Regions from separate parts of the Homo sapiens genome. Here region 2 is linked to region 1. Evidence: read pairs that join two places in POLR2A ChIA-PET (ENCODE). Cell type or tissue: Panc1. All regions are shown on one strand.

Region 1 (5,000 bases):
ATTATGGAAATATTAACCCCCCAAATAATATATATTTATATTAATATAGATAAAATCAACTTTAAGCTTTTTAAATATTAGTAAGTCACTAAATAATGATAAAAATATTAAATTCACTAGGAAGAGATCACTTGAATCTTGCCCAAACTAGTAACATAGCATCAAATATACAAATCAAATTTGGTAGAATTACAAGGAATAACTGACCAATCCACAAACATAGTGGGAGTTTCTCTGTGAAACTGATATAGCAAGCAGACAAAAAATCAATACAGATATAGAAGATTTGACAACACAATTAACAGCACGGCTTGATTAATGGACACATACAGAGCCCTAAAACCAAAAGAAGGATCAAAAACCATATGTATGAAATTCATTGTAGAACATAAGTGAAACATGCAAATATGAGTAAAACTGACCTCATAATAGAGGGCAAGAAACAAGTCTCAACATATTTCAAAGAATCTGTATATACACAGACCATATTCTATAACTAAATGCAATTAGCTGAAAAATAAATGATAGAAAGATAAACTTTTAAAAACATTTATCTTAATACAAAAAATTAGCCGGGCGCGGTGGCGGGCGCCTGTAGTCCCAGCTACTCGGGAGGCTGAGGCAGGAGAATGGCGTGAACCCGGGAAGCGGAGCTTGCAATGAGCCGAGATTGCGCCACTGCAGTCCGCAGTCCGGCCTGGGCGACAGAGCGAGACTCCGTCTCAAAAAAAAAAAAAAAAAAAAAAAACATTTATCTTAAAATTAAAAGCATATCTCTAGGTTATTCATATGTTAACATAAAATAATAATGCAACTGTAATGAAATCATTATGAACTTTAATGATAATATTACATGTCAAAACTTACAGAATGTGGATAGTGGTACTTAGAGGGATTTTGTAGCCTCAGGTCTCATCGAAGCTTTCCTTCATTTTTCCAATTACACAGTTCATTGATTTACATATTCATTCAATAAATGTTTAATCTGGCATTGTGGAAGTCATATGGTTGGAGGCTGTAGTAGTCGCTAATAGCTCCAAAATGGAAATCCTGAGCTAACCTAGTCCATTTTCCAATTGTTGATTTACAAGAGCTGTCCAGGGCAGCTCATAGATTCTCTTGCAATGGAGACATCACAGGCTATACATTTCCCATTGCCAATAGTCAAAGGCATTGACAATAGTCTCATGCTCAAAGGGACAACAGATATAGGAATTCTTCAACCCAAAATGTGATACACAGCATTCCTGGATATTTTCTTATCTACTTGACTTTCCACCTCAAATACTCTCTCTCTCTCTCTCTCGGAGAGGAATCTTACTATATTGCCCAGGCAGAAGTGTAGTAGCTATTCATAGCCGCAATCCCACCACTCATCACCACAGGAGTTTTCACCTGCTCTGTTTCTTACCTTAACTGGTTCACCCCTCCTTAGGCAACATGCTGGTGCCCTGCTCCCAGGAAGTCACCATGTTTGATGCTTGACTCAATGTGGACACTTGATCTGCATAACGCACTACAGCCCAGACCTCCTGGACTCCCGCGATTTTCCTGCCTCAGCCTCATGAGTAGCTGGGACTACAGGGGCCACCACCATGCCTGGCCCATTCTCTCTTTTGATGGGAAAGGTTTTCTCTTCATTGGAAAGTGGAAAGTCTCATAGGACTAAAAGGATATATATATGTCTTCACATCTAGCAGCTATTTCAATGATAGCATAAGAGACACAAGAGGAAACAAAACATCTTCGGTTTCCCTGGAGCAAATTTCAAATGGACATGTAAGGACAACAGCCACCAAAGTTTCCTCAGATTTGCAGTGACAGAATGATAGGATACAATTAGCAATGGTGATGAGGTTGCTTCTAAAGAGCTAAGCAGAGCATATTTGCTTTTCCTGTTGATGTGTCATTATTTTAAAAAAATTTATCAACCTCTACGACAGAATCACCATAGGCTCACTCTTTAGTCCATTTCCTTTTATCTTTTGGGGTTGTCCCAGGTTACTAGTTACTTGTCAAGTAAATCACGTTCTGTATTTCTCACCATCAGTTGTCTAAGTCCCATGTTGGAAAGGATCTCCCTAATTTTATTTTCTGGATATCAAAGGCTGTCACTCATCTCTCAATGGCAGCGACAAGTTTTGAGGATATATAGTAGTAGCTAGATTTTAAGGCAAAAACCTTTATCCAAGCATGTGTTTGTTTTGCAACATAATACTTGCTGTACTTTATTTATTAGATTTCTTCATTATGTAAGACATTTTAATTACAAAGCTATCATAGATTACATTAGCTATGGCTCTTCTTCTTACGGTTAAAAATAACGTGCATGACGCAGCTGGCTTTATAGAAGCTGTATCTGGGCAGATAACTGTGAGTGTGTCACTGTCGATGCAAACTAGGAAAGATAAATACTGCTGCTAATCATTGGAACCCGCTGTGTAGCTATTATAGTTTGTTCAAGTTAAAACAGTGGCGATGAGTCAGACTGTTTCTCCCTCCGGCTTTAGAAAACTCGTATATTTAACCAAGATAGATTTACACGTGAGGTTGTGCGTGACGAGGTTGCTACGAATGCCTCATCCAGGACTAAGTTCCAAGACAGGGCACTGGAAAGCACGAGATACAAGCAAAAGTAGGTTGCACAAGTTCTCTTCCTCAAGAGCCTCCTCTCTCCAAAGCTTTTCTGCTGTTTATTCCACATGTTGGTCTTTGTTTCCAGGGGAAATTGATTGATGACTGGCTTCAAACAACGTGCACAATTTATGGATATGGAAAATGCATGTACTATCTACACACGCTGGTTCTTTATAGATGGTCTTTAGGGCAAGTCTGAGATGCCTGGATAATGTACAAACCAGCATTAACAAATCTCTGCAGAGAAGACACTACCTATCTCTTCCTCTTGAGATTAGATAAAAAGCAACCTTTTAAATGCCTGCTTTAAAGACCATGACTGCACACTTTATATTTTCCCTTTGGTTGTCCCTAATAGTGAATGTCCTGAGCTAGTCTTTAATACAAACTTCAGATATAAAGCCCCAACCCTGGAAGAAACCAGTGGCACTATTCTTCAAAATAGCACTTATGGAATTTTTTTTTCCAGGCTACAAAAGTAATAACTGTTCATTGCAGAAATACTGTTAAAAACAGAAAAGTAGGAAGAGAAAATAAAAGTCACCCATGATCTGCCCATTGAGAAATTACTCACCATACCCTCTCATTCTTTTTTCCTGGGAATTCATAGTTTCATAAGATTAGATCATATATATATATATATATATATATGATATATACATATATCGTGTGTGTGTGTTTGTGTATAATATGACCTGCAGGTGTTCATTTAGTATATCATAACCATTTTCTCTCATATTACAACATATTACCCTGAAATAGACTTTTTGATAGCTATATGGTATTACATTCTATGAATGTACCATAATTTTCTAAACCAGCCCCCTATTGTTGAACATATAGATTGTTTTCAATATTTACTATTATAAATCCTAAGATCATGCACATCCTTGTACATAAGAACCATCTTTGCATTCTTGGCTACGTGTATCAATTATTTAATATACCATTGAATTAAATTTGTCAGCACTATATTTTATTTATAATTTTTTCATCTATTAGTGGGCTTTTTCTAAAACCTGTAAGAAATGCATGCAAGCAAAAATCACTGTGTCCCATGTTAAAGAGAGGGCCAGGTGTGGTGGTTCACACCTGTAATCCCAGCACTTTGGGAGGCCGAGGTGGGTGGATCACTTGAGGCCAGGAGTTCAAGACAAGCCTGGCCAACATGGTGAAACACCGCCTCTACTAACAATACAAAAATTAGCCAGGTGCAGTGGTGGGCACCTGTAATCCCAGCTACTCAGGGGACTGAGGCAGGAGAATCAGTTGAACCCAGGAGGCAGAGGCTGCAGTGAACTGAGATCGCACCACTGCACACTCCAGCCTGGGTGACCGAGTGAGACTTGGTCTAAAACAAACAAACAAACAAAACAAGAGAGAGAATTGTCTTGGGAAAGGCAATCAGAATCAGCAGCAGCTGATGCTATATGGGAACAGCCTTGGTACCACGGCTATTTAATACTGGGTTTGCTACAGGTCCTCTGAAGAATGCAAAACCAAAGTTATTCAATTGGCGTTGGAATTAGAGCAACTGTTCTATTATTGTGTGCAAACTTCTGCTATAAATAACCTGACAGTATCCATCTGCATGGGATGCAAAAAAACAAGAAACATGCAAAGTAAAGACCAAAATAGACCTGGGGTTCATCTGGTATACCCTTTCCATGGGGCCCCAAACAGATGGTGCAAATTCCCAAGATATACCTGCCTAATGGCATTGTCCTATCTCAGAGCGGGGGAATGAGGGGATTCCTTTCAGCAAATGGCCTAGCCAGAAAGGAAAGGGAAGTGAGTCACTGAGATTCATCATTTTATTCAACAAATAATTATTTGGGCACTAGACATGTTCCAGGCACTGTTCTAGACCCTAGGAATACAACAGTAAGCAAGAAAGACAAATTCCCTGAACACAGTGAATGGCCCAGAAATGGCTACTATTTTCCAGCACTATTTTGTCTGTTTTTCCTTCCCTATCCCCATCTAGACTTTTTCTTTTCTCCCAATTGCATTACTCATGCCAAGTGGCCTGCCTTCTACTGACTTCTTTCCCTAGGCCATTTTGCAACAGACAGTCAAAGTTCAGGAACCTGCAAAGTCTTCAGTTTCATTCCTCACCCACTAGCTGCCCTGGAGGTCAGGAGCTATGAGCTTTTCACCTTTGGTGCCCAGTGTGATGCCCAGCATCCAGAAAGTGTTCAATAAACAATAAACTGAAGAAGGTTTTAGACTTTTAAAGAAAGGGACCCACCATCTCTGAAGAAGCTCTGCAGAAACTGGCATTGTCTCCTCTCCCTGATCTCTTCCCAGAAGGCTAGAAAATCTAATAAAAATCTCCTTAGGAGGTCTGGTGGAGAATATAA
Region 2 (5,000 bases), 1.2 Mb before region 1:
ATCATTTAGTAAGGTAATAGTATAATCCATAATCAAGCTCTAATCTGCTACACCTTGGAATAGGGGTTGGCATAGTATTCTATTTTTAGAAGGGCTCATTTGAAAGAGGTTCCAAAAATAATGCTTTTTTTTTTTTTTTTTCGAGACAGAGTCTTGCTCTGTCGCCCAGACTGGAGTGCAGTGGCACAATCTCAGCTCACTGCAACCTCTGCTTCCCGGGTTCAAGTCATTCTGCCTTAGCCTCCCAAGTAGCTGGGATTACAGGTGCCGGCCTCCACACCCGGCTAATTTTTTGTATTTTTAGTAGAGACGGGGTTTCACCATGTTGGCCAGGGTGGTCTCGAACCCCTGACCTTAGGTGATCCACCCGCCTTGGCCTCCCAAAGTGCTGAGATCACAGGCATGAGCCACCGCGCCTGGCCACAAGTAACTATGTTTAATGCCCACCACCAGTCTTTAGATTGATGGCTCTCTAGTTATTTTGGTTGTCTGAAGCATGTCCTTTGGTAGGTTCCTTAGGAAGTTCTTATTCTTCCATGGTGAGTATAATTTGTCAGAGTACTTTATATCTCAAAGTCACTTTTGCTGCATCCTTAGCTCCTTGGCTCACTCTTTAAGCATCTTAAATATGCTACTCCCATTTTTTTAAAAATAACTTAAAGCATTGCTAGTGAAAAGTATGATAATTAAATTTCTTTTAAAAGTCTTCGATTTTGGGTAGAGGCCCCCCAGTTTTTTCTCTTTTTTTTTTTTGAGATGGAGTCTCACTCTGTCGCCCAGGCTGGAGTGCAGTGGCACGATCTCAGCTCACTGCAATCTCCGCCTCCCAGGTTCACGCCATTCTCCTGCCTCAGCCTCCTGAGTAGCTGGGACTACAGGCACCCACCACCATGCCTGGCTAATTTTTTTGTATTTTTAGTAGAAGCGGAGTTTCACCATGTTAGCCAGGATGGTCTCGATCTCCTGACCTTGTGATCCGCCTGCTTCGGCCTCCCAAAGGGCTGGGATTACAGGCGTGAGCCACCGTGCCCAGCCTTTCTGTTTTTTTTGTTTGTTTGTTTTTAAGAGACGGAGTCTTGCTCTGTCGCCCAGGCTGGAGTGCAGTGGCATGATCTCGGCTCACTGAAAGCTCTGCCTCCTGGGTTCATGCCATTCTCCTGCCTCAGCCTCCCAAGTAGCTGGGACTACAGGTGCCCACCACCACGCCCGGCTAATTTTTTGTATTTTTAGTAGAGGCGGGGTTTCACCGTGTTAGCCAGGATGGTCTCGATCTCCTGACCTCATGATCCGCCCACGTTGGCCTCCCAAAGTGCTGGGATTACAGGCGTGAGCCACCGCGCCCAGCCTTCTGTTTCTTTAAAATCCAGTAATTTTGCTTGAATATGTCTTACTAGGGTTTTTTTCTGATTAAGTAGTGTTACGTAGGCAGTATATTCTTTTTTTAATTTTTGATACGGAGTTTCGCTCTTGTCGCCTAGACTGGAGCGCAATGGCGCAATCTCAGCCCACTGCAACCTCTGCCTCCCAGGTTCAAGCGATTCTCCTGCCCCAGCCTCCTGAGAGGCTGGGATTACAGGCGTGTGCCGCGATGCCCAACTAATTTTGTTATTTTTATTAGAGATGGGGTTTCACCATGTTGGCCAGGCTGGTAATCCCAGCACTTTGGGAGGCCAAGCTGGGCAGATCACTTGAGGTCAGGAGTTCCAGACCAGCCTGGTCAACGTGGCAAAACCCTGTCTCTACTAAAACTACAAAAATTAGCCGGGCTTGGTGGCGTGGGCCTGTAATCCCAGCTACTTGGGAGGCTGAGGCAGGAGAATCACTTGAACCCTGGAGGAGGAGTTTGCAGTGAGCCGAGATTGTGCCACTGCACTCCAGCCTGGGAGACAGAGCCAGAATCTGTCTCAAAAAAAAAAAAAAAAAATCTTTTGCAGGTAAAGTTTTCCTAAATTTCAGTTTTTAGCATTCTGTGTCCTTGCTCTGATTTTCTGTATCAGGGACTTCTTCACCTATGATCTTAAAAGCAGCTGCAGTTATAATTGCTAACCATCCATGTGATATAATCCTTAGTCCAGGCTGAGTTGGCAAATTGCTGCCTATGGTAAATCTGGCCAGTTTCCATTTTTGTATAGTCTGCAAGCTGAGAATGTTTTTTCTATTTTTATAGATTTGAAAAAATATTTTACTACGTGTAAAAATTATATGAAATTCAAAATAAACATAAATATCCACAAATCAAGTCGTATTGGAACATGATCATACTCATTTATCTTTAAATATTGTGTTTCTGCTTCAAAACATTTTTAATCTGTTTTTAAATAGAGATGGGGTCTCACTATGTTGCCCAGGCTGGCCTTAAACTCCTGGACTCAAAAGGATCCTATTGCCCCAGCCTCCCAAAGTGCTGAATTACAGGCATGAGCCACAGCCCCTGGCCCACTTGCTGCTTTTTACACTACAACTGCAGTGGTGCAGGTGCAGTTCACACTGAGGTGGTGCACTCATCACTTCACACTGCGGTGCACACTGCAAACTGCAGCGATACCACGCTCAAACATTTTGAGTGCCACACATTTTACCTGTGAAAAGACATCTTCAAAAATGAAATACAGGCCAGGCACTGTGGCTCATGCCTGTAATCCCACCACTTTGGGAGGCCAAGGCAGGTGGATCACTTGAGGTCAGAAGTTCAAGACCAGCCTGGCCAACATGGTGAAATCCCGTCTCTACTAAAAATACAAAAATTAGTCAGGCGTGATGGCATGCTCCTGTAATCCCAGCTACTTGGGAGGCTGAGGCAGGAGAATCGCTTGAACCTGGGAGGCAGAGGTTGCAGTGGGTGGAGGTTACAGTGAGCCAAGACTGCGCCACTGCACTCCAGCCTGGGCAACAGAGTGAGACTCCGTCTCAAAAAAAAAAAAAAAAGAAATACATAAAATCTCATTACAAGTCACTGTTCACAGATGAAAATTTGCAACTCATTTTTATAATGGGAATCACTAAGCTCTAATTTAATGAAATGTTATTCCCCATCCCAAAAGAAAAAAATTCCATTTTTTTCCTCATTAGTAGATCTGTATTACAGAAAAGTACTCAATTATTATCATGATAGTTTGAACTTCATTAATAATTTTGTGGAGATTTGTTTCCTCTTGTTATATGCCTACATCCCACTTTTGCTTCTTGGCCCACAAGGCCAAAACTATTTATCTGGCTTTTCACAGAGAAAAGTTTGCCAGTGCTACTGTAAATAAGGAAATAAAGCATCCAAATTCAACTGACAGGGTTTGGGCAAAACTTGCAGTGGAGAAAAAGGTTTTTTAAATTTATAAAAATATATATATATATATTTGAGACGGGAGTTTCATTCTTGTTGCCTAGGCTGGAGTGCAATGGCACAATCTCGGCTCACCGCAACTTCTGCCTCCCAGGTTCAAGTGATTCTCCTTTCTCAGCCTCCCCAGTAGCTGGGATTATAGGCATGTGCCACCATGCCTGGCTAATTTTGTATTTTTAGTGGAGACAGGGTTTCTCCATTGTTGGTCAGGCTGGTCTTGAACTCCTGACCTCAGATGACCCACCCACCTCGGCCTCCCAAAGTGCTGGGATTACAGGCTTGAGCCACCGCGCCCAGGCAAAAATATTTTTATATTTAAGTGTGTGAGTCCCTCTGGGCCAATTCAGCGTTCTATTTTGCACTGCTAAATGTGAGACTGATGTGTACATGCTTGTGCACTTCATGTATTCAGAGGAGGTTCTCCCATTCAGGGCACTGCTGTATTTAGAAAAGTGTTAATGGAACAAACTCCTCTGCCATTTGCCGTGTGTGTGTGTGTGTGTGTGTGTGTCAGTATTTAAACACAAGTGTTTCTACTCTGACGGCCACAGTTTTCACATGAGAGCGAGGATGCTGTCCAGTTGTTTGACAACTCAGAATTCTCAATCTCATACCTTGACTGTGGTTTCATCACACCTCCACCAACAGGAGTGTTTGATAAAACTCCAAAACAATTCAGGAGCCTGTTCACCAAGTAGTTTCTTGGGACTGTGTGGATGGATTCACAGTGCTTAATCCCTCTGGCAGTCAAGGACAAACTGCTATCTCTTTAACCTTTTGCTGCTTCTAGGCTTATTGGAGGGCTTTGGGTATTGGAGACCGCATGCCTCACTAAACAAGCCTTGCTGATAAAAAACAGTGTGTTCTGGGATGTAGCAGCCTTAGGATCATCTTGGTTTTTCATGAAGTGGTGGTAGAAACTCCTGGAAAACTTTATCTAGCACTCCACTGCGTGAAGCGTACTTGCACCTGTTGGGTCAATGGGGTCCTTACTTCACCTAAGTCTCCTAAATGATTGGGCCTGATTCACTGATGGCTCTGCAGAATGGAAAGCTGGTAGTATCCATTGTGTTGCTGTTGCAATCCAACCTCAGTGCTAGCCATGCAACTAAAGTGAATGAAGTCCCTGCTCAGTGGGCGGAACTCAGTTCTCATAGCCAATACTGCTTTTGATTAACCTTGCCCTATTTTAAAAATTATTATTTTTAGAGTTAGGGTCTTGTGCTGTTGCCCAGGTTGGAGTGCAGTGGTGTGATCACAGCTCACTGCAGTCTCAACCTCCTGGACTCAGGGATCCTCCTACCTCAATCTCCTGAGTAGCTGGGGCTACAGGTGTGTGTCCCCATGACCTGCTTTTTAAAATTTTTGTAGAGATGGGCATCTCGCTATGTTGCCCAGGCTGGTCTTGAACTCTTGTACTCAAGTGATTCTCCTGCCTCAGCCTCCCAAAGTTGAGATTACAGGTGTGAGCCACCACACTAGTTTTTGCTGACTTGGGCTGTTACTAATGGCCTAGACATCTGGTCTGCCAGTTGAAAGGCAGACTAAAGACATCTCTTTTAAGGCTATAAACTATGAAAATAAATTGTGGCTGCCAACCAGAACATCTGGGTCATTCATGTAGATGACTACAGTTAAGGGCTGATAACACCTGTGACTGATA

Evidence for each region. Peaks named below come from ENCODE experiments on the same cell type or tissue, not always from the same donor. Only the 100,000 strongest peaks of a DNase experiment are listed, where the experiment ranks them.
Region 2: POLR2A ChIA-PET joins it to region 1 with 5 read pairs; 2 of 35 experiments call an interaction of 5 or more read pairs at or near these places.

What each region holds. Positions count from the first base shown.
Region 1 is chr4:152,262,842-152,267,841 of GRCh38, forward strand. It overlaps the pseudogene RN7SL446P. Among named protein-coding and RNA genes, the nearest start is that of FBXW7-AS1, 72 kb to the right of the region's middle. In Panc1, no CTCF peak of the experiment used is centred here; a DNase peak (open chromatin) is centred at 2,530; H3K4me3 peaks cover 229 bases.
Region 2 is chr4:151,107,993-151,112,992 of GRCh38, forward strand. No RefSeq gene overlaps it. Among named protein-coding and RNA genes, the nearest start is that of SNORD73A, 6.7 kb to the left of the region's middle. In Panc1, no CTCF peak of the experiment used is centred here; no DNase peak of the experiment used is centred here.